2 separate regions of the Mus musculus genome follow, and region 1 is linked to region 2. The links are chromatin loops, found by intact Hi-C in ENCODE. Cell type or tissue: left cerebral cortex. All regions are shown on one strand. Each heading gives the region's core, and the rest is flanking DNA. Links, peaks and the distances in the headings are about the cores only. Region 1 holds the start of Cpm (carboxypeptidase M). Region 2 has its middle 12 kb from the start of Gm32235.

Region 1 (11,682 bases), core at 2,137-10,136, 58 kb before region 2:
TCTGTGTAGGCAGAGACAGGAGGGTCCCTGGGCTCATTGCCAGGTAGTCTTGCCAAATAATGGCGAGCTCCAACTTCAGTGAAAGACTCTGTCTCAAACATAAGGTGGAAAGCAATAGAGGAAGACACTCTGTTCACCTCTGGCCTCTGTATGCACTCACACATGCGCGTGTGTACACATGATTCAAACTCAAGTTTGCTACTCTTCCAAACACATCCCTCCCTTCTCTTTAGAGAAGCATTTTGCCACAGCTGGCAATGGTCAGAGGGTATTGAGTTTATTTGTAAATCTTTTCTGTTATGTGCAGTGCTGTGGTGAACATCCTCACAGCTAAGACAGCAATGTCTGAGCACAGGCTTCGGAACCACGGTGCCCAAGTTTGACTTCTAGATCCTCAGCTTTGTAACTACACTCACAACTCCATCACTGTGACAGCTGAGGTAGGACCACGAGATTAGGCAAGCCTGTATACTCTATAGTAAGTTCAAGGCCAACCTGAGTTACTTTTAAAACCCTGTTTTACTGGGTGGTAGTGGTGGTACACATCTTTAATCCTAGCTAGCACACAAGAGGCAGAGGCAGGCAGATCGCTGTGAGTTTAAAGTCAGTCTGGTCTACAGAGTGAGTTCTAGCCCACCCAAGGCTACAGAGAAACACTGTCTCAAAACAAAACAAACAATCAAAAACCCTGTTTTAAAATGGGTGTGGTGGTGGTGGCACATGCTTTTAATTCCAGAACTTGGGAGGCAGAGGCAGGAGAATCTCTGTGAGTTCAAGGCCAGCCTGACACAGTGAGTTCTGTTCCAGGACAGCAAGGGCTACCCAGGACAGACAGTGAGACCCTGTCTCAAAATAACAAACAAAACAAGCAAGGGGCTGTAAAGATGGCTCAGCGGTTAAGAGTGCCAACTGCTCTTCCGAAGGGCGAAGGATGTGAATTCAAATCCCAGCAACCACATGATGGCTCACAACCACCTGTAATGAGATCTGATGCCCTCTTCTGGGGTGTCTGAAGACAGCTACAGTGAGCAAGCAGGGCCGGAGCAAGAAAAACTGTCTGAAGACAGTTACAGTATACTTATGTATAATAAAGAAATAACTCATTAAAAAAAAAACGAATGGAAAATAAACAAAACAAAACAACAAACTCCAGAGCCAAAACCCTATTTCAGGAAACCAAAACCAAACCAAAACAAAACACCCTCCTACAAAAAGAAAAAAAAAAAACAACCCACCAAGCAATAGTCCTAAACTGGTTTAGTGAGATGCAGATGGCCAAGCCTGAGAAATTAGTAATAAATACATTTGTATCTGAAGGAGGATACCTGATAGCAAGGGACAGATGAGATATGTCTGTTTGCTCAACAAATTATGCAATTCATGAACACACACACACACATACACACACATACACACACATATACACATACACACACACATACACACACACACATATACACGCATACACGTACACACACATACACACACATACACACACATACACACACACATACATACACACACACATACACACACATACATACACACACACACACACACACACACACACACACACACACACACACACATACACACACACCACTGACAGTGAATATTGTGCCCTGGTCCACTTGGTACTGCTTTTCTCGTTTTTCACCTAAGATTTTTCTACACCATGTCAACAAGTTTTAAGGATGCCTTCAAAACCTAGAGTCAAATATGGCTCATCTACTATGTCTAAATCTAGGTTAAAAGTAAATTTGTGCTCAAATGTGTAGGTTTCAATTTTTTTTTTAAGTAAAAGTTCAGGGCTGGAAAGACAGCTCACTGGTTAAGAGCACTGGCTGCTTCTCTAGAGGACCCACATCAAGTTCCCAGCACCCACGCGGAAGCTGCTATTGTTGGAACCTCAGTTCCAGGGAGATATGATGCCCTCTTTGGATTCTGTAGACAAAGCATGCATGTACACTAATGCATGTATGTAAGATATGTATCGATGGATTTATATCATCATTTATAACAGAATCAGAAAGTATTCCAACGTCCCAACATGGGGAATGACTAACAAAACACACATAATCAGAGTCTAAAACCAAGAGAATTCATCAGCTGTCTGAAATCATATTTCCTAAAAATAAATATTAAAGTAGTGTGCAGTGGGGAAGGAAGTAAAATTCATAACTGCAGTAATGGAAACATGACAGAGACTCACAAAACCCAAGGTGCACTGGTGCGCTTGCCCAATTAGCCATTATTTCCTCGTCCGGGTGAGGCTGCCCATATTAATAGCGGTAAAAAGTAAATAAAGACAACCAGGGTAAACCCCATGTGCTAAGTACACATACCTCACACCGGAGGGCAAATGTCCGGGAAAGAGCGCCATCAAGAATCACCACACCTCAGTGATCACACTAAAATTCAGGGACACCTTGGCAACCGGGTGTCAATCATAGGTGTACAGTTTGACCTACCCTGGAACCTAACGGTAGATTTGGGATTTTTTTCCCCCCTAATCCAAGTAATTACTTAGAGATGCATACACAGCACAAGTATCTGGCTGCTGGTGCCAGCTTTATTTCTTACACCACAGTCCCTTCATCCTTTAACCACTGAAGCGCATACAAGGTTAAAGATAAAGATCAAGTAAGTCTACTGGCTTCCATTCACTCTTCCCGAGGTTTGAGTTCAGGTGAGCAGGCGGCTCGCAGGCGGACAGTCTCATACATCTGTCCTAAGAACCTTGTGTTTGAAAACACAAAAGCACACGAGTCCTGTGGTACTTGGACTAACAGCATCCCATCACCTTGGTAGTTACAAAATGATTGAACAATAACAGCAAGTTAGTTGCGATGTACATTTCTTTTATATTAATTAGTATTCTTAGACCTTCTTTTTCTGTTTGTTTCTTTCGAGACAGGGTTTCTCTGTATAGCCCTGGCTGTCCTGGAACTCACTCTGTAGATCAGGCTGGCCTCGAACTCAGAAATCCCAAGTGTTGGGATTAAAGGCAGGCACCACCACTGCCTGGCTTCTTAGATCCTTTAAATTTGCTCTACTCTAGCCCTTGGATAAATTATTTTAAGAGACTCAATCTAGATGCTGATTCAAGATATAACTTTCCATATAACTAACCTCCATACTTGGGGTTTGTGGTGATCAGAGGATTTCAGATTATTTCCTTTTTTTTTTAAGATTTATTCATTAAATGTATATGAGTACACCATTGCTCTCTTCAGACACACCAGAAGAGGGCGTTGGATCCCATTACAGATGGTTATGAGCCACCATGTGGTTGCTGGGATTTGAACTCAGGACCTTCAGAAGAGCAATCAGTGCTCTTAACCGCTGAGCCATCTCTCCAGCCCTTAGATGATTTCTGACACCAACTCTGGCAATGCTGCTTCAAAATAAAGCTTCTATTACACAGTCAAAGCTGTTTTTATTGCATTTTTAATATTTCTCTGTAATACAAGAACTGAACCATGACATTAACAGTTATGAGAAGTGACTGGTTGCTTAGTAATGTGGTTATGAGACTTCCAGTCGAGTCAAGAGATCAGTGCTAAACTGCAGGTCAGAACTTTTGAACACAACTTCCACAGCTGAGCCAAACTGCATGAACTTCAGGGCTCTTTCATTCCAGGCATTAAGTTTTCTGGTAACCACTTTTGTGAGAATCAGCGTAGTAACAAAAGATTAGGAGATGATGCTAGCTGCTAAATTTATTTGCCCCACCCAAAATGATCAGGTGCAGGTCCTGGCTAAAACTTCACCCTCTATGGCTAGCAGGTTAGGTTAACGATACAATGCGGAACACAAATGAGGTCTTGAGTTTTATCTCCAGGAGCTAGCTAGCTAGATGGATGGATGGATAGAATCGCCATCTAGGTAACTCGACCAAAATTCTTAACTTCTTGGATCCCCATCTACTCTCTCCACTAAGAATATATAGTTTCAAAAGTAAAGCAGACTAAGTGATACATTTGCAAATGCTAAGGAGATCATTCGTTGTGACTTACTACCAAGCAGGTGTATCCTTCAAAAACAGCCTTTAGACATAGACCTACATTTTCTCATAACTTTAAGCTATCGGGTTAATCACATATGTGTAGAACTCGACAAAAGTATGGCACTGTCTAGTTTTAAAATGACCTGAGGAATCCGTAGTTAACAGTCACAATCAGTATGCAAGGAAGCCAACAAAAAGGGAAACTGAGGAAGATGTTTACCCTGAAAAGGAACGAAGATACACCTCTCAGATAATTACTTCCCGATCCCCAACGGCAATAAAACAGAGGACTAAGCGACAATGACTCTCTGTAGAGAAACGACAATATATATATACAGTTCCTCTTACCGCTCTCCTGATGTAACAAAATTGAAAAAACAAAACAAAAATAAAAACAAAAAATCAACCAACAAACAACAACAAACAAAAGCAGGAAACCCCTGACTGGGCAAGGTGTGCTTTACCTGCGTGGAGCGCGTTTGGAGAGCCTCACCAACAGGGGACCAGACGCTGTCGTTCAACTTACTTTTGAACGCGGGTTGAGGGTTAGGGATGTGCGCAGGAAGCCACCTACCTCTCACAGATTTCCCGATGCTGTGCAAGTGCGTGATCGAACTGTAGTTCTGAGCCACGCTCTTTAGGAACGCCTCCATCCCTTCCTGGTGGTGATATCGGAAATCCAGGGCGGCCACCACGGGCAGCAGAAGCCCCAGCCACAGGCGCGCGCGGTCCATGTCCTAGAGATGGAGGAGAAGTGAGCAGCTGGGTCCGCCACGGAGAAGCGCGGGCATCGCCAGCCCCGAGTCCTCTCCGCCCTCGGGGGCACCTGAGCTCTACGCTCCCTCCTCCGAGGAGCCAGGTGAAGGTGTTCCCACCGGAGCCCCGCAGCCCGCCCGAGTCCCCGCAGCAGCACCCTTCCGCAAACCTCACCAGTACCAGGCGCGCGTCTCCGCCCGCCGGCGAGCGCTGGGCGCTCGGGGGAGTTATAGTCCGGACAGAGGGGCGGGCCCCGGGCGACACGCCCACCAACACGCCCGCTCCGCGCCGCTCCCGCCCCGTGGGGCGGGATCTCCGCCCTAGCTCCCAGGACAACGTGCCCTGCAGGGTATTGAGGACAGCGAGCGAGCCTGGTGGGCGGTGGGGCATGACCTGTCGGAGCCCGTGTTGGACGTGGGGCCTGCCCTCCGCCACCGCGGTCCCGGGAACGCTGCGCAGATGGTGCCCACGGTGGGCGGTGGGCGGGCCACCTGGAGTCCAAGCTGGGCCAGGCTTTCAGCCCTGTGCTGCAACTGAGAAAGCCAGGGAGCTTTCAAGAGAGAACATGTGTGTGAGCCTTACGTGTGCCGAGTGTGCGGTACAGGACCATGTCCAACAAAAGTGTCTAGTAGATAGCATTTGACTGAATCAGAGTTGAGTTTGTGACCAACTCGCAGGACAAAAGCAGAGCTGCTGTCGTCGCTGCTCCGTGGTCCTCAGGCCAGTTCCGGTGCTTCTGCCTAAAATTCTGCTTTCTGGGTGGAGGGGGTGACCTGTGTTTGCATTAAAGAGAACACAGATCGTGACTGGTGAGAAGTGGGTTCGTGACAAGGGGCCATCATGTTCTAAAGGGCACCACACGCACAGTCTCTCTGTCCCATGGATTTACATACACTGTTAAAGAAACACCGGCTCCTGCAAGGGTCTGGGGCAAACAAACTCGGAAAACTACCGATTTGTTATAACACATCTTGAACAGATTCTTTTTAAATAGTGACGGCAGGGACCATCCCAAATTGAGGGGATGGAATTTTCTTCCCAGTGTACAGAAGGAGAGGGTTTTTCTTAAAAGGGTCCTTGAGGGTAGGAGAGATCACTGAGAGGATTAAGATTCTTGGGCTGCGAATCTGGCTCCCGGAATTGCAGTCTCAGAAGCCATCTAAAGGTAGAAGGAGAGACCGACTCCACTGAGTTGTTCTCTGACGGCAACAGGCACAACGTGATCCTTGCTGCACCGCGCCCCCCCCCCCGCCCGCCCCTTACATACGACTAATAAAAGAATTAATGTTTTAAAGCAGAGGTTCTCAGCCTGTGGGTGGAGACCCCCTGAGGACATAGGGACTTTCACAGGGATTTCCTGAATAACAGATATTTACTTTGCGTTTCATAAGAGTAACAAAATTACAATGAAGTCACAACGAAATGGTTTTATGGTTAGGCGGGGGGTCAGCACAAAATAGGGAAATGTATTAAAGGGTTGCAGCATTAGGAAGGTTGAGAGCCACTGTTTTAGAGGTTTAAGTGGGGAGGGACACAGTGGAGAACCTGGGGTGAAGGACTGCCTGCCCTCTCTTACAAATACAGATGGTGTAAGGTTATGAGGTCTGAGGGATCTTCAAGGTCTCCTGTGATTTCAGGCAGTAAGTCCTTCCTCTGACCCCAGGACTATGTGAATTCACTGTGCTAGGCGTACTAAGAACTATGTAAAATGGCAGTCAATCTAACGCCTTGAATAAGGTTGGTAGGCACATCGTTAGAGCCATGACGTGTTTATTAAATACACCCAGCTTAATGAATACGTCTTTAAGGAGAATTTTCTGACGATTGGGAAACCTTAACACAGCGCTTACATTTTCGGACATAGCTGTTGCTGTGCTAAATGTACTGCCACCATGGGCTTGGGAGAGCTTCTCCTTTCACTGATCATGGGTTGAAAGAGCTGAAAGGAAAGGAGAGGGGTGTGGCTTGGGGGGCAGCCACGGAGTTTATGCAGTTATTATGTGGGACAGGAAGGAGATGAGCGAAATGAAGAATTGTCTCACTAGAGATCACAGACTGCTGCAGAAGTAAACGGAAGGGGTGTCACTTCCTGGAGCACAGCAGCACATCTTAACCTGTTGGCCATGAACAACCCTTTCGCAGGGGTCTCCTATCAGATTACATTTCACAATGGTAGCAAAATTACAGTTAGGAGGTAGCAACGAAATAGTTTTATGGGTGGGAGTCACCACAATGTGAGGAACTGTATCAAGGGGTCACAGCATTGAGAAGGTTGAGGGCCACTAGTGTAGTGAGTGGCTCTGTGGCTGGAGACTGGGAGATGGTGGCTTTGTCAGTGCTGAGATGGATTGCCCACTGTATTCGGTATTCCGAGAAAACGAAGGGGTGAGAAAAAGTTGCACTTGCTGCCCTGGAGGTTGACATGTGGCAAGAAGGACTGAGTAGGGAATCAGAGGGCTGGGGTCCTGAAGGTTTAGCACTAGTGACCTTAAGTGTGATCTAAGGACAGTGATGTCACCTGGAGCATGCAAAAATTCTGGTTCTCTCATCCCATTGCAAGCCTTAATAGAGTTCCAGAGATCCGTCCTACATTCGGGTGTGAGATGCACTGCTGGGGAGGAAAAGAGGAAAAGAGGAAGAGAGGAGGAGAGGAAGAGAGGAAGAGAGGAAGAGAGGAATAGAGGAAGAGAGGAAGAAAGAGGAAGAGAGAGGAAGAGAGAGGGAGAGAGGAAGAGAGAAGAAGAGAGAGGAAGAGAGAAGAGAGGAAGAGAGGAAGAGAGAGAAGGATGCAGAATAATAAACAAGCTGGATAGAGGGGAAAACTCAGATTTATGGTTTCAGAGGCAACTTTTCTCCCCCCCCCATCTATCTATCTATCTATCTATCTATCTATCTATCTATCTATCTATCTATCTATCTATCTATCTATTCACTTTACATCCCAATTGTAGCCCCCTCCCTCCTCTCTTCACAGTCCCACCCTTACAAATCCCTTAACCTATTCTCTTCCCTTCCCTTCCCTTCCCCTCCCCTCCCCTCCCCTCCCCTTCCTTCCCTTCCCCTTCCCTTCCCTTCCCCTCCCCTCCCCTCCCCTTCCCTTCCCTTCCCTTCCCTTCCCTCCCCTTCTCTTCTCTTCTTTTCTGAGGAGGGGAAGCCCCCCTCCCCCACACCTTCAGTACCACCCTTCTCTGAGACATCCAGTAGTAGCAGGACTTAGCACATCCTTTCCCACTGAGGCCTAACCAGGTAGTCCAGTTAGGGGAAGGGGATCCAGTAGCAGGCAACAGAGCGATAGACAGCTCCCCCACCCCTGCTCCAATTGTTAGGGGACCCACATGAAGACCAATCAAGGCAACTTTTCTTATGATGAAACGATTAAAGTACCGGAAGTCTAATGGTTGACAACTTGGCATATGGATTCTGTATGAGTAAATCTGGTATAAAGTTTACAAGAAAAAAAAAAGACAAGTAAGGCGATACGGTTTGCTTATGAATGTCCGCAGAGGCTCCTGTGTTGAAGGCTTCTGTGTGTAGCAGTATTTAGAGATGGGGCTTTGGAACGCTGCTGGGATCATGATGACTGACCTCAGTAATGGACCGACCCATTGTTTGTGAATAATTTGTGGCACTATTTGGAAATGATGATAACCTGGTAGAGGAGGAGGAAGTAGGTCACTGGGCAAATGACTTTCGAGGATGTATCTTGTTTCTAGCCTTTCTGCTCACTCTCCACCTCCTGCCTCTAAAGAGGTGAGTGGCTTTGTTCTGTTCTGTTCCCATGGTGATCGGCCTCACCACAGAGTCTATGAACTGAAACCTTTGAACCTTTGAACCCAAATAAATCTTTCTACCTATAAGTTGTTTTTCTCAGATGTTTTCTCATAGCAACAAAGGCTCGTTGACATACCAGAAGACAGAACTAACAGCTCTTACAAAATCAAGAGTGGGCAACTAGACTTTAATAGGCAAGTCCTAAAGCAGCAATGCAAACAGCCAGTAAACAGAGTGAATGTTACCAATGAGGCTAGCAAAGAGTTACATATTTAAAGGGAAAGGTAATGCTTTGTTCTGCCAATCAGTGGGCAGGATTTTAAAAAGATTGGCAATTGCCAGCAAATGGATAGGACCTGGAGACAGGGTGTGTATGTTCTTTCAGTAAACAGTTATACTTGTGTGGGGGGGGGGGGGAGGGGGCGGGGGAGACTTGGGGGGGGGAGGGGGTGGGTAGGTGTGGGGGAGGGGGCTGCCAGAGAAAAGACAACAAAGTCTCCAGTGAGCCACTTCTACTCTAAAGGGAATTTTAAAATGTGTCGGATTTACTGTGAACCTTAGAGTTTCCAAATCAGTGTTGTTTTCGAGTCAGGAAACAGTGAATAATACCTAACCGTTTAACACAAGCAGCATCAGCGACTCTCAGGGGCATTATTTCCTTCACAGTACCTGGAGCCATTTTTGATGCTTATGATTTGGGGTAAGTGTTCCTGGCATCTAACCCTGAGGCCGTGGGCATGGAGGGGTTGCTGCTAAAGACTCTCTAGCAGTGCTTCAACCTTCCTGATGTTTTGACCCTTTAATGCAGTTCCTCGTGTTGGGGTGACCCCAACCATAAAATTATTTTGTTGCTACTTCATAACTGTCATTTTGTTGCTGTCATTAATTGCAATGTAAATACCTGTGTATCCCAACGGTCAGTCTTAGATGAGCCCTGTGTAAGGATTGCTCGACACCCCCAAAGGGGTTGTGGCCCAAAGGTTGAGAAGAGCTGCTCTATGGTAAACAGCATTGCCAGCCTCAGCAAAGAACCATCCAGCTGGAAATGCCAATCGTACTAGGGTTGAAGCATCCTAAGTCAGGTGAAGAATATCACCACTCTGCAAGTTATTTTTTGGGCATAATAATGAGGATATAGTTTTGACTTACTAACTTGGGAAGGCAGAGCATTCAGTGGGAAAAGGCAAATGATAAAAGTAGAACAAGGTAGGAACTTAGGAGGTACAACAGATAATAAACCAGTCCTAGCAAATGCTGAATGGTTTTCAAGCAAGCCGAATTGTAGCCCTTGGGTTGCTGTGTCTGTCTTTGTTGTGCTTTGCTGCAAGCCCCTCTATCTACTGAGCCACCTCATTGGCCATTTAAAAAAAAAAAGAAAGATATATTTTCTGAACAACTATTTTTCTCAACAAAATGTTACTTTTTTTAATGAAAAGAAGGGATTTTTTTTCTCCATGGAATCAAAGCAGAAAGTACAGAAGCTCTGGAGATGAACAGATCTGAATGAAGATGACATCTAAATGTCACTGGCGTGAGTCACAGGACTGGAGAGGAAGTAAAAGGTCACTGGAAAAGTGGGAGAGTAAGGAACTGAAAAACTAAGGTGTTGGAGAGTTCATGTTGAGGACATTGAGGCCCCGGAAATAGCAGCAGGAATTGGAGCAGAGAAAAAAGCCACAGCCAGGGGCTAAACAGCCCAGCGGATGCTGACAAGAATGAGAAGAACAATGTGGATAGACTTTGTGACTTCCTTCCCTCCCTCCCTCCCTCCCTCCCTCCCTCCCTCCCTCCCTCCCTCCCTCCCTCCCTCCCTCTCTCCCTCCCTCCCTCTGTCCCTCCCTCCCTCCCTCCCTCCTGCCCTCCCTCTCTCCCTCCCTTTCTTCCTTCACTTTATATTTAATTATTTTGTGGTGTGTGTAGTGTGTGTGTGTGTGTGTGTGTGTGTGTGTGTAGTGTGTGTATGTATAGTGCGTGTATGTGTGTAGGTGTGTATGTGTATGTAAGTGTATGTGTGTGTGGTGTATGTGTAGGTGTAGATGTGTGTATAGGTATGTAGGTTTGTATATGTGTGTGTATGTGTAGGTGTGTGTGTGTGTGTGTGTGTGTGTGTGTGTGTGTGTAAAGATTTACATATGCAGCCAGGCAGTGGTGGCACACACCTTTAATCCCAGCACTTGGGAGGCAGAGGCAGCAGGACTTCTGAGTTTGAGGCCAGCCTGGTCTACAGAGTGAGTTCCAGGTTTACACATGCAGAGTTCAGAGGACAATTGCAGGAGTCAGTTTCAGTTATTCCATTAATCAAGTAGTTTCTGGGGACTGAACTCAGGTCATTGGGTTTGGTGACAAGCTCCTTTGCCTCACTGGTGATCTTTTACAGTTTTCTCAAAAGTGTCACAAGAAAATATAGCTAAAAACAAATAGGGATGCTTCTGAAGTGTTCCCTTGCTCTGAGGCAACCATTGTGAATACATGTAGATAGTAATCAGGGATCAAGGAGGACACTTCAGCTAGAATTTCATTACCACACACAGAATAGCACTTGGTGTTCTTGGAGCACATCATTAATTTCCTTAATATGGAATTTTTAGATAAAGGAGTACATACATTTTAAAGATGTAAAATATTTGAGACAAATTTTATTCCTTTAAAATAGCAACTCATTTTCAAACAGTGAAAGGCCGGGGCTAGAGAGAGAGAGGGCTCACTACTCTATCAGAGCCTGGGTCCCAGCACCCACACTGGGTGGCTTACAAATGCCTGTCTCCAGCTCTGCTACATCCACTCCAGTAGTGACCAGCCTGACGGGCTGAAAAGCCTGGGCGCTGTCCCGAGGCGAAAAGTTCACGGAAACTTAGTCTCCTGGAATCGTGACATCCTGTATAACGAATGCTTCAATGTCCTTGCTTTAGTTGGTAAACGGATCTGTGTGCTTTCCCTTAATATTGCTTTATTACAAGTGCTCCTAAGGATTGATATTTTGACATATAGCTAAGTTAGATTCTAGGCAGTCCTTGATCCGACCTTGGGCATGGATAGCTAAATCATTGCCCTACACAGAAATTTACCATTATCTAGGAAGAAGGAAGTTTGTGACCTAAGGGGGAACCAGAGTAGACACTTAGAACAATAGATAGCTGAGTTACATC
Region 2 (11,682 bases), core at 2,413-10,412:
CCTACAGAAGAAAGGCGTCTGGCTGCCTTCATATCAAGATGCAGAACTCTCAGCTCCTTCTCCAGAACCATGTCTGCCTGCAGGCTGCCATGCTTCCCACTATGATAATGGACTGAACCTCTGAAACTGTAAGCCAGACCCAGTTAAATGTTTCCCTTTATAAGAGTTGCCTTTGGGCTGAAGAGAGATGGCTTAGTAGTTAAGAAAACTGGCTGCTCTTCCAGAGGTCCTGAGTTCAATTCTCAGCAACTACATGGTGGCTCAGAACCATCTGTAATGGGATTCAATCCCCTTTTCTGGCGTGTCTGAAGGCAGCTACAGTGTGCTCATATACATAAAATAAAGAAATCTTAAAAGAGTTGCCTAGGTCATGGTGTCTCTTCACAGCAACGGAAACCCTAACTAAGACATCTTCTTATCCTTCGTTTTTCTTTAGAATTTAAGACTTGGTCAGTTGCAGACCTATATTGTACTTTTCGGGGGTCCTGCAATTCATAGAAGGAGAAAGGCTCCCAGGTGGCACAGATCTGAGTGTAACGTTGAATTGTTCCTTTTCAGCGAGCTATGCAAGTCCTCATCTGCAGAAGCAGGGACATTCTATAAGTTATTTGAATCAATACAACACTCAAGGCCCTGGCCACAGGAGACTCTCCGTGCATGTTTATAAGGCAGTAATTCCTCTTCCCTTATTTTGAAAGTATAAGAACACAGTAGCCATCAAAACGCTGCTTTCATGTGGGTGTTTGGAATTCAACTTAGTGGACCTTTAACTACTTGTCCTGTTTGAGACTGGGAATGATTTAGTGATGATTATTATAATCCTTTAGTGCCAGGCCCTGGGATCAGGGAAGTCCCCACCATAAATGTCTGACATGACCCTCCCTGGGTACACAAGATGGGCACCGTTTTTATTATCCAAGATACAGTCTTTATTACTCAGGAACTGCGCTTCATTGTGTAGACAAAAGAGGTGAGGCTGGAAGAGCTGAGGAACTTACGTGAGGTCACACTGGAGAATCCTGGCACCAGAAGCAAACTGCTTGGTCTGGTCGGTACAGCGACTGCAGCCCCACAGGAGCAGAGCCCAGCACGCTGGGGATCATTGGTTTCCTGAAGCAACTGAAATTCGTTCTGATGGACTTTTGCATGTGTGTATGGGGAATTAATCCTTTTTCACGACAGTGGAAATAACGTGCAGTTTCAGGAAATGCAGAGTTAGGACAAAGCTGGTTTGCTCTCGAGGGAAAGGACAATTGGTGAGGCATGGGCATATGGGAGAAAAGCGAGGAAAGTGACCTTCTATGGCGGCCCAGAGCTAAATTCTGATGGGAGTCTTTTATGGTGTTTGCAGATTAAGGTGCAGGCTACACCCTCTCTTTGTCTCCCACTGACTCTCTCAATGTTGACATTGTTCCCTGGGGCGTTGTGATGCCTTTGCAGGAAGCACATGCCAGTGCCGTGCATTGTTGACTGAGCTGTTCTCATGACAGATGAACCAGGTCCTGTCTTCTCCTGTTTTCCTTTCCCACCCTTCTACAACTCGCTCCCTTACATCTACAGACTTTTGCCTTATTAATTCAGTATCCGCCTTTCCTCAGGATCCTCAGAAGAGACCGGCATCTCAGATCCCTAAAATCCTTTATGGAGATGTTCATATTTGCATATCACATGATCACTTTCAGTCTACAGAATCCTCCCATATACTTTATTATTATAATGTACTATATAGGATATCCCATATACTTTATTATTATATGTACTATGTCAATATTACATTATATTAATATAATATCAATAATATTGTCGACTAATTATTAATTAATTATTAATATTGATATAATAATAATATATTACTATATAATATAAAATATATAATAATAATATTTTACAGTGTCTCTGTAGTCTTGTAGCCCCAGGTGGCTGAAAACTTAGCAGGTAGGTAAAAATAGCCTTGACTTCTTGTCCTCCTGGCTCCATCTCCTAAGTATGAGTACTGCAGCCTTCATCAGCCTCATGCTCGGTTTCACCCGTGTGCTTTGAATTGCCTCTAGATTACTGGGGACACATAATGAATGACACCGTAAATGGCATGTAACTACTTGTCATTTACTATGCTGAATTCTTCAGGAAATAAGTTTAGGTTTTCCAAAGGTTTATTTTATTTTGTGTATGTACTGGCTGGTTTGTGTGTCAACTTGACACAGGTTGGAGTTATCACAGAGAAAAGAGCTTCAGTTGAGGAAATGCCTCCATAAGATCCAGCTGTAAGGCAGTTTCTCAAAGTGATCAAGGATGGGAGGGCCCCTTGTGGGTGGTGCCATCCCTGGGCTGGTGGTCCTGGGTTCTATAAGAAAGCAAGCTGAGCAAGCCAGGGGAACAAGCCATTAAGTAACTTCCCTCCAGGCCTCTGCATCAGCTCCTGCTTCCTGCCCTGTGTGAGTTCCAGTCCTGACTTCCTTTGGTAATGAACAGCAGTGTGGAAGTGTAAGCTGAATAAACCCTTTCCTCCCCAACTTGCTTCTTGGTTATGATGTTTGTGCAGGAGTAGAAACCCTGACTATGACAATGTGTATGGTCATTTTGCCTGCATGTATATGTCTGTACACTTCTGGTAGATGGGTGGGATGCCTGTGGTGGTCAGAAGGTGGTGTTAGATCCCCTTTGACTGGAGTTAGAGGTTGTTGTGAGTTACAAAGTGGGTGCTGGGAATCGAACCCAGATCTGCTGGAAAAGCAGCTGGTGTTCTTAACCACTGAGCCGTTTTTCTAGTCCCAGGAAATAGTTGTAAAAAGATTTTATTTTATTTTATTTTTTATTTTTTTTGAGAGAGAGATTGTGCTGAGGGGATGGCTTATCATCAGACCCAAGAACCTCAGTTTGATGCCCACCACGTGCGCAAAGGCTAGGCGCAGCAGTGTGTGCTTGTAGTTCTGGTCCTGGGGAAGTGACGAGAAGTGTCCTTAGCACTTCCTGTTCAGCCAGTCTACACCAACTCCAGGCTCAGCAAGAGACCCTTATACAAAACCTCAGGAAGACAGAGATAGAAGGAGAGACTCAGCATTGATCTCTGGCTCCCATATGTATATGTATATGCTTATGCACACACCTATGCATATACCCATGAATATGTATATATGTGCATGCCACACACTCAAATGTTGTGTGTGTGGTAATAAGAAAGAAAAGAAAGGCCGGGCATGGTGGCGCACGCCTTTAATTCCAGCACTCGGGAGGCAGAGGCAGGTGGATTTCTGAATTTGAGGCCAGCCTGGTCTACAGAGTGAGTTCCAGGACAGCCAGGGCTACACAGAGAAACCCTGTCTCGAAAAACCACCAACCAACCAAACAAACAAACAAACAAACAAACAAAAAAAAAACAAAAAAAAAACAAAAAAAAAAAAAAAGAAAAGAAAAAGAAAAGAAATGAAAGGGAAAACAAAACAAAACAAAAGACATCTGTCAGGGCTAGAGAGGCAGAGTGTGAACAGACAGATCAGAGACCATAATAACTAATAGAAACCCAGGCTGTGTGAATGAGAACAGGAGACAGGAGCTCGTAAGGGACCGGGCCCTCGGTTCTTCATCTTTGACCTGAAGCCAGCGATGTGTTTGGTGCTGTCTTGGTCAGAGTCTGGAAATGTCAGAAGTGTTTAAGGGCTCTGCTTCCTAGTGGTTTTTGTTTCTTGTTTTTTTTTTTTTTTTTTGTTTTTGTTTTTTTTTTTTTGTTAGTTTTCTTCTTATACACAGCTCCCTGGAGGCCGTTTGAGAGAGAGGTAGTCCCGAAAACTCTAGTACAGACAAAAGAGGAGCATGGATACGTTGTGGGTGAGCAACCAAACTGCCAGCTCACCCCTCCCCCGCACCCCCCTCCCACCATGCTTCAGCCCAGACAGGGACACTGACTGACCCTCAGTGGCAACCATTTTCTCAGCACCTGCCTTTCCTATACAGGACCTCTGCCCTCTTCCTACTTCTTAAGCTGCCACATACACTCACTTAATACACTCCTTTCTAAAACCTCACCCTCACATTATCCATGGAACCCGTTCTTTGAGCTCAAGAGACAAAGGACTCAGAAGCCTCCAGCAGGGGGTGGGGGTACTACAGTGGCTGCTGGCTTCCTGGGACTCCAGCCCCCCAGGTTATTCTCACCTTAGATGAAAAGGTATCTGCTGTATGTAAGAACCCTGATTTCCGTCTTGTAAAGTAGTAAGCGTGACCGAGGCATTTGAGCAGAGTAATATGGCAGCAGGAGACTGGTGGCTGGAATAAATTCGTGCGTTGTGGTAGTAAATGAAAAAAAGTAGCTAGCCCTGTGCAGATCAGCAGAGGTTCGAGGCCCGAAGGAGGAAAGAATGTGTGTGTGTGTGTGTGTGTGTGTGTGTGTGTTACTGTTACAGCTTCTAATAACATCTGCACATGAGGTCCCATATCTGAGGAGTCTACCCTGGACCTTCCTAATGTTCTTGTGTCTGGGTCGCTATTCTTGTGGCCCCCAAAAGAAATGTCGATGGTTCCCGCCTTCCTCTGCAAACTCACAAAAGGCTGTCAGGCTGCTGTACAATGCAAGTAATAAGTGTTCTGTGTACCCTTTCTTTTTTTTTTTTTTTCCTCTGTAGTAGAAGCTGAAGCCACAGAACCTATTTTTTTCCATTTCTGCCATTCCTAAAGCAATCTTCTTGCACAAGTCTGAACTAGACTCCACCTGATGCCTGCTGTGGGTCTGCCTCCCCATCCTTTCTCCGACAATAGTTATGGGCTCTCCTGATAGCTGAAGCTAGCATGACAGTCCATTAATGGTACAATTAAGGGCAAATGGTTTTTCTTCCTTGCCCCTTGGAAAAAACGTTCATACCCCAGCTCTACTGTGGATTCATCAGCTTCTAAAGTCAAAGGGAGAGCTTTGCGCGGGTGTTTCATTTCCATAGCTCTGGCAATTGCACTGAATTAGTCATCCCTGGTTCCCGAAGGCTGGAATCCTGCCTGGGAACCTCAGGGAGAAAAGCTCAAAGGATGCTCCTTCCTGGTGTAGCATTCAGTCCTAAATGCTATGACTCTCATTCATTCCTTAATGATGGTGCAAACGAGTTGAATCTTTCCCACAGCAGATTTGAACTTTGCAAACACCATTAAACAAACCCATTACCTTGATGAATTCCAGCCAACAGATAAGCCCTATCAGGTAAGTGCTTTGCCTACAGCATTAAAGAACTAATTCCTAACTTAAAATACAATGGCTCGACCCCACCCCGCCCACCCCCTTTTAGGTAGTTTGTTAAAGATTTTCACTTCGGTAGGTGGGGAACCTGGTTCTTTTCGCTGTTTGCCTTTGAGCCTGCTTCCCTAGTCACCTTTGCTCGCAAGCAAGCAAGCCTGGAGCGCTTAACTTAGCTCCAGAAATGGAGCATCGCTAAGCGTCTACGGCCGCCACCAAACCCAGCTGCTTGAAATGTTCGCACAGCTGCTTTTCGAGCCGAGTGCAAACCCTTCCTGCTGTTCAAGGAGAAAGTGCTGACTGTGAGCCAGCTCCTAATGCAGCCACTTTTATGCCTTTTACCACCAGCTCGGATTTCAGTAGAAGGAAACTCGAGTTCGGGCATCTGGGAGCAAATGTGAAAGTCCACCTCTGGTTCTGCAACTGCTCCGCTGCAGAGTTCACAACCTGCTTCGCCTTTGGCTCTGACTCATAGGGAACCCCCAGGAGAGCCATATGTGCCCAGGTTCCTGCTAGGCGAACGATTGCCTCCCCTCCCCGCCTTCTCCGTCCTGAATGATTGGATATTTGGTAGTCTCTGGGCTCAGAGCAAATCCGTCCTGATGGGAGGCTGGTTTCACCCTGGGACCCAGAGACGGAAAAACAAAGGTGGTTAATGCAGAAAGGAGAGCTGAAGAGACTCGCACTGCCCCACCAAAAAGCTGGTGCAGAGCGAGGTGGATTGAAGGCTCGGAGTGCAAACCCAAGTGCAAGCCCAAAGACTTTGGTCCTTTCCAGCCCACGCTCTGACCAGCCCGGTGCTTCTTTAACATCCTGCCTTGAAGTGTTTGATGCAAATGCGATTGCCTCCAGGCAATCTAATAGAGACATCTGCCAAATGTGTAATTATATTTTAAAATAGCTGTGTATGTGAGGGTAGGACGATTTCTGCCCTTTTCTCTCTGTCCTCACTCTCCTGTGTTCAAAAAGAACAGGAGGAGGAGGAGGAGGAGGGGGGAGGGGAGGGGCAGGGGAAGGGGAGGGGAGGAAGAGGGAGAGGGGGAGAAACATTTAAGCTTTTGCCCTGGGAGTGAATTTCATCAACTCATTGCTGTGCCACTAGATCCAAACGCTGTCACTCAAAACAAAACTTTAGTGAGTGGCCATAACTCAAAAGGAAAATGTCTTTTCTGACAAATTTTCACATGGCAGGTGATAGATAATTCAGGAAGGAAGACACACTCTCAGATTTCAGTGGTTGGTTTGTTTGTTTTTCATAATTTCCACTTTCTTTTTGGAGTTTTATCATTCACTGAGTGTTCTCCACTAGTAAAGCAATTCTGGCCAACAAATAAATATTCAAGATTTTTTTTTTTAAAGAATACTGTATAAAAGCAATGATGCTTTCCAAGTCAGTGGTTCCTAGGCATTGGTTGCATCAAGGTCCTCTAGGATGTCTCAGCCTCCGACACCACAGGGCATCTTAAGTCAAGCACGTTGCTGTCTGACCTCTGTGGGGTCACACAAACTGCTAGCTCAAGTCACTAGTGCCAGTGTTGGACTGTGGTATTCCTCTCTCTGGGCAGCCCTCCAGTGAGTCGCCATCTCACGGAGCACTGTGTCCTGTAGTCACACTTTTACACAGGTGCCTGTAAGAACTGTTTCCCTGGGTGTTCCTTCTTCCTTGCTGAAAGGGCCGTATCTTGTAATATTTTTGCATAAATAAATTTGTCTTGCCTTTCTCTCTTTGATCTGGCTTCCTTTAAAGAGATGGCAGCCTGAGCCCTCTGATAGTTGAGGAAAAGATATCCCTTTTCTTTTAACGGGTGCCCAAAATGCCACCCCCCCCCCCCGCCCCTTAATGCTCAACACACTTAAGAGGGTGGCCAAGAGGTGCAAGGTCTCAGAAGTTATGGTTCTTGGAGTATTTAAAAGACTTGGGGCTTTCTAACCTTTAAACTGGTCTTGGAGAGTGGGATTAATAATTCAAATAATGCCCCCGTGTGATTCAGTGCTACTCTTAGGGATAGATGTTGAAAACTCTAAGTCCACAAGGATATCCTTTCAATCACCCCAATTTAATGCCTGATTCTCTTAGGCTGTTTAGTTCTTTTCTAAATAAGCTAGAAACAGGAAAAGGGTGAGTCCCATAAAGCTCTCACTCAATAAAGTTGGTGCCATTGGGGACTGAAACACAGAAGGCGTGGATTGTGACCCACTGACCCACTGATACATTTGCAACTCAAGCATGGTCACATGACCCACGGATACATTTGTAACTTAAGCATGGTCACATGACCCACGGATACACTTGTATCTCAAGCATAGTCACATGACCGGAAGCCACAGGCAGCCTGGAAGTCCATCCCTTCAGAAGAGGATTAGTAGGGAGGTCTGAGGAGACCTCTAGGGGAGTGCAAGGCAGGATGGCTGGGAGAGCCAGTGTCGGGTCAGACGATGCAGAGGCTGTACTGCTCACTGGGCTCTTGGGGACTGTGAAGAGATACTCTGCTGATCTCTCTGTAGAAGAGCGAGCGCTCTGCTAGGCAAGGCTTCTTTTCTCCAAGGAGGCATCCCCTGGAGCTCAGAAAAGGATCTCTCAGAGGAAGGGCATCCTGTTTTCACCCTCGATCTTCTCGGAGACAAGCCAAAAGGACCAGAACTTCTCTTCCTAAAGTGAGCCACAGGAACAAGACCCTCCATCCAAAAAGCCAAGGGCTAAAATGTACCCATTACTCTAGGTTCCCTGCTTTCCCATGTTGGTCACAAAGAAATTCTTTGGTCGACCTTGTCTGAATGTAGGTCCCATGTCACAGAAAGGGTCTAGCCTAGTCCCATGATGAGGGTTAAAGAAAGCTCCCCAAGGAAGTAGTTGACCCCCCCCCCCCGCAACTCAAAACCACCTTTACACCCCATGAGAAACCCAGAAACGGTTAAAGAATGCAGTCTTTTTGTTGTTGGTATTGCTGCTCTGAACTCTTTAGAGATGAAGATCTCATGTAGTCCATGCTGGCCGTGAACTTCTGATGCCCTTGCCTCTACCTCCTGAGTTCTGGGACTACAGCTTGCACCTGGCCTTTGGAGGGGCGGGGGTTGTCATTTTGAAAGCCTTACTTTGTGGGATTCAGGGATGGGAGTATGTAGCTGGGGACAAGGTCTTCGCAGACCCGAAGACCTAGCTTAGACGTTTCTTCCACTGTTTGGACACCATCTGTCCATTCTGAGAGGGGTGAGATTCTTCCTAGACCAGAAAAAGGAACTGGGGGGTTGTCTAGTCATGGGGCTGCTTATCAAATGACAAAGTGGAGAATCTGTAAGCCGAAGCGACTGAGTGACCGATGACCACGTGATGACCTTTGCAACCACATGCCAAGATACCAACCAGCTTCAAACTGGATGGTGGATCAGAGTTAAGTCTCCCATCCTCTAATGAAGGTGAGACAAGCCATTGGTCTCAAACTCCACTGGGCATTAAAATTAACCTGAGAGACTGTGGGAGCTCCACCCCCGGAGTTTCCAATCCCAATCTAGCAGGCTTGGTAGGTTGAGGAGGAACTTGGGGATCTTATGTTTCTGTGAAGTTTCTAGGGATGGGGATGCTACTGGTCCAAGAGACTTTCCCAGCCACGGCTGTAGACTGTGTGATGAGCCAGATAAAAGCCTACATGGGCCGAGCATGCAGCTGCTCTGAACATCTTGAAACCCGTGGAGTGCATTTGAAGCCAACAGAGTGAGGAGCAGGAACATCCTTTTTAAAGTTGCTCCACAGCTAGAAGTAGACCCTGGAAAGATAAAGATTCCATCAGACCTGAGATGGGGCTGGGACAGCTGGCCCACACCTCTCCTTAAGGCACACTAGTCAGGCAAGAACTAAGAACTTCCTAGATATGAGCCAGGTGGCACTCAGGAGACAGAGGCAGGTGGATCTCTGGGAGTTCAAGACCACTTTGCTGTATGTATGGAGTTCCAGGACAGCCAGAGCTATAGAGTGAGACCCAGTCCCCAGGCAACCAACCAACAGTCCAACCATCCAAACAAACCCAAACTGAAGAAGTAGGAACACAGAACAATGTGCAACAGATCAAAATGAGAATGAACTTGACACAGACGTGAGCTGCTAACAGCCCAAGCTTTGCCTTTTGTTTTGTTGTTTTAATCATTGACCTAGTAATGACTATGTCTAATGCTCCTAAGACGAAGACAATCATGGCCAAGGTGAGCATGCACGCAGTGTGTTTGAAGAGCGAAGGGGGTGTGGGTGGGAGACTTCCTAATTTTCCACTCAGTTCTGGCAAATGAATAAATAAATAAGCAAGCATCCTTTTCTGAAAGTGGTGGGGCAAGCAGAAAGAGTTAGATGGACTAGTGGGCTTTGAGGCGGATTGTAGAAACTAAAATCCTCCTCCTCCTTTCTGTCTTGGTGTTGGCACAAAGACACTATCTTGTCTGGTAATGGGTCATAAAACATCCACTGCAGAAGAGATACCTGGGAGGAGGCGGCGGCACAGTGAAGCCAAGAAGAATCCAGACAGACAGGCCTCTCTGTGTTTCCTACTCAGTCTGGTAGCTTCGGAACAGGCCTTTGTGCCCATCTCATTTCTGCATGGTTGGCTGTACTTCCATCATGCTTATGTAATGAAGTCTCCAGTAAACCCCTGGAGAAGAGAGTCTGGAGAGTGTCAAGGTGGCCTTGAACACGTGGAGGTTCCTGGAGGGTCTGAGGGCAAAGGAGGTGTGAATACCCCACACCCAGCATACCACACCCACGCCTCTCTCTCTATCCCATTACTTGTCATACCCTTTAGAGTAAACAGTAAATATAAATGCTTTTCTGAGTCCTGGGAGCCTCTGGAGAAAGTTAGATAAATCTAAGCAGAGGGTTAGGCATGCGTTTATTATGATGGGCGTCTGGAGCCGGGCTGGAGGTTTGCCTACAGGATGTGACACCGGGCACATAGACTTGGAATTGAATGGATTTAATGGCATCTAAGTGCTGTCTTTGGCAGCATGGCTTGCCTGTATGGCATAGGGACTCTTTCCCCAAACATGCAGTGTTGGTGTCTGGAGCAGCCTATGAGTGTGCTGTGAGAGAACAGTGGTAGACCCCGAGGCCAGGTTTGTTTAGGAAGAGCAATACTTAGATAACCCCATTGAAAAAAAACCAGTCTTTGGGATTATTTTATTTAGCTTTTTAGAGTAAAAGTCGGGCAAATAGGTGAAATTAGAGATACTTACCTTTTAAAATAAGTGAAATTATGCCCTTAATAAATAGAGGTTTTAATCATAAGATAGACCCTACAAAATGAGAATTTCCTTTAAAAGCCTATGGAAAATATGAATGCTATTACCTAAGTTTTAATTAAAAGGTAAAATTACAACCATCACTCAGATCCGCTATGAACATTAAAGGTTCTCCTAATTCATCTAATGAATCAGAATGATAACAAGCATTTTGAGAAGAGTACACAGCAGGCTGGAGAGATAGAGCAATGGTTTATAGCACCTGCTGTTCTGGCAGAGGTCAGGGTTCTCAGCACCCTCATGGAAGCTCGCAATGGGCTGTAACTCCAGTTCTAGGGCATCTATCGCCCTCTTCTGGCTACCTCCAGTACTGCAGACATGTGGTGTATAAACATATACTCAATGAAAAATTCCAGACACATAAAACAAAAATAAATACATCTTAAAATGAAAAAAAAAAATGCAGAGCAGATCAGAAATGTTGAAATTAATTTTAAATAGATACAAAGCTGGACTTTGATTTTTCTGTCATTGGGTAGAATTTATTTGCATATCCATGGATGAAAAATTATTTGTATCTTTAAATTTTTTTCCAAAACTTACAGTCATAGAAGCCTAGAGAAACACAGTGTATTCCCTGTAAATCAGATAAAGTCCCTGTGAATCTGATGGCCCCAGCGCTGGGCTAAGAGAATTGCCAGCTGTTCTTTAGTTTCTTAAAAGATATTTTATTTATGTGTGTCTGTCTGTCTGTCTGTCTATCTGTATCTCAAATGTGTGTAACCCATGTAGAGATCAGAGAGTTGCTTTTCTCCTTCTAACATGGCTTCTGATGACCAAACAGCTTGTCAGACTTGTGTGGCAAGTGTTTTTACCCACTGAGCCTGTCCCTGGCTCTTTCTGGCTTATTTTGCAGTTGAAATATTTCCTTATACTTGCCTCTATATTTACTATAAAAGGTAATCTCAAAGATAGGTTATGTGTGTTCACAAAAATATGCCTAGTTCTTGGAGTTTGGCCTGACCACACAGGGGTAGGCACTGTGTGTGCATTAAAGTCCGTGATACATTTGCTTCGCCAGAAGTTTCATCTAGAATCCAGTTGGGCTTTAATTACTGTCCAGAGCTGGGAAACTAGGCCCAAGAAACTCCACCAGGTTTCCCTGTGGCACCCACAGATGTAGGTCGTGCCTTGTATCTGGAGGCTGGGTCCTTTTAGGCCAGATCCTTGGACTCCTTTTCTTAGTT

Evidence for each region. Hi-C counts contacts between places; a loop is a spot of excess contacts. Peaks named below come from ENCODE experiments on the same cell type or tissue, not always from the same donor. Only the 100,000 strongest peaks of a DNase experiment are listed, where the experiment ranks them.
Region 1: it touches region 2 in a loop (2.2-fold over the local background); 3 of 42 quality-filtered maps call a loop at or near these places.

What each region holds. Positions count from the first base shown.
Region 1 is chr10:117,622,785-117,634,466 of GRCm38, reverse strand. Cpm (carboxypeptidase M) reads right to left here and starts at 4,967. Exons shown (of 9, transcript NM_027468.1): 1 at 4,940-4,967; 2 at 4,584-4,746. The coding sequence starts at 4,743. In left cerebral cortex, for the core only: a CTCF peak has its summit at 3,266 (motif pointing right); DNase peaks (open chromatin) are centred at 5,060 and 5,258; H3K4me3 peaks cover 1,495 bases.
Region 2 is chr10:117,565,502-117,577,183 of GRCm38, reverse strand. No RefSeq gene overlaps it. Among named protein-coding and RNA genes, the nearest start is that of Gm32235, 12 kb to the right of the region's middle. In left cerebral cortex, for the core only: no CTCF peak of the experiment used is centred there; DNase peaks (open chromatin) are centred at 4,941 and 5,472; H3K4me3 peaks cover 809 bases; H3K27ac peaks cover 216 bases.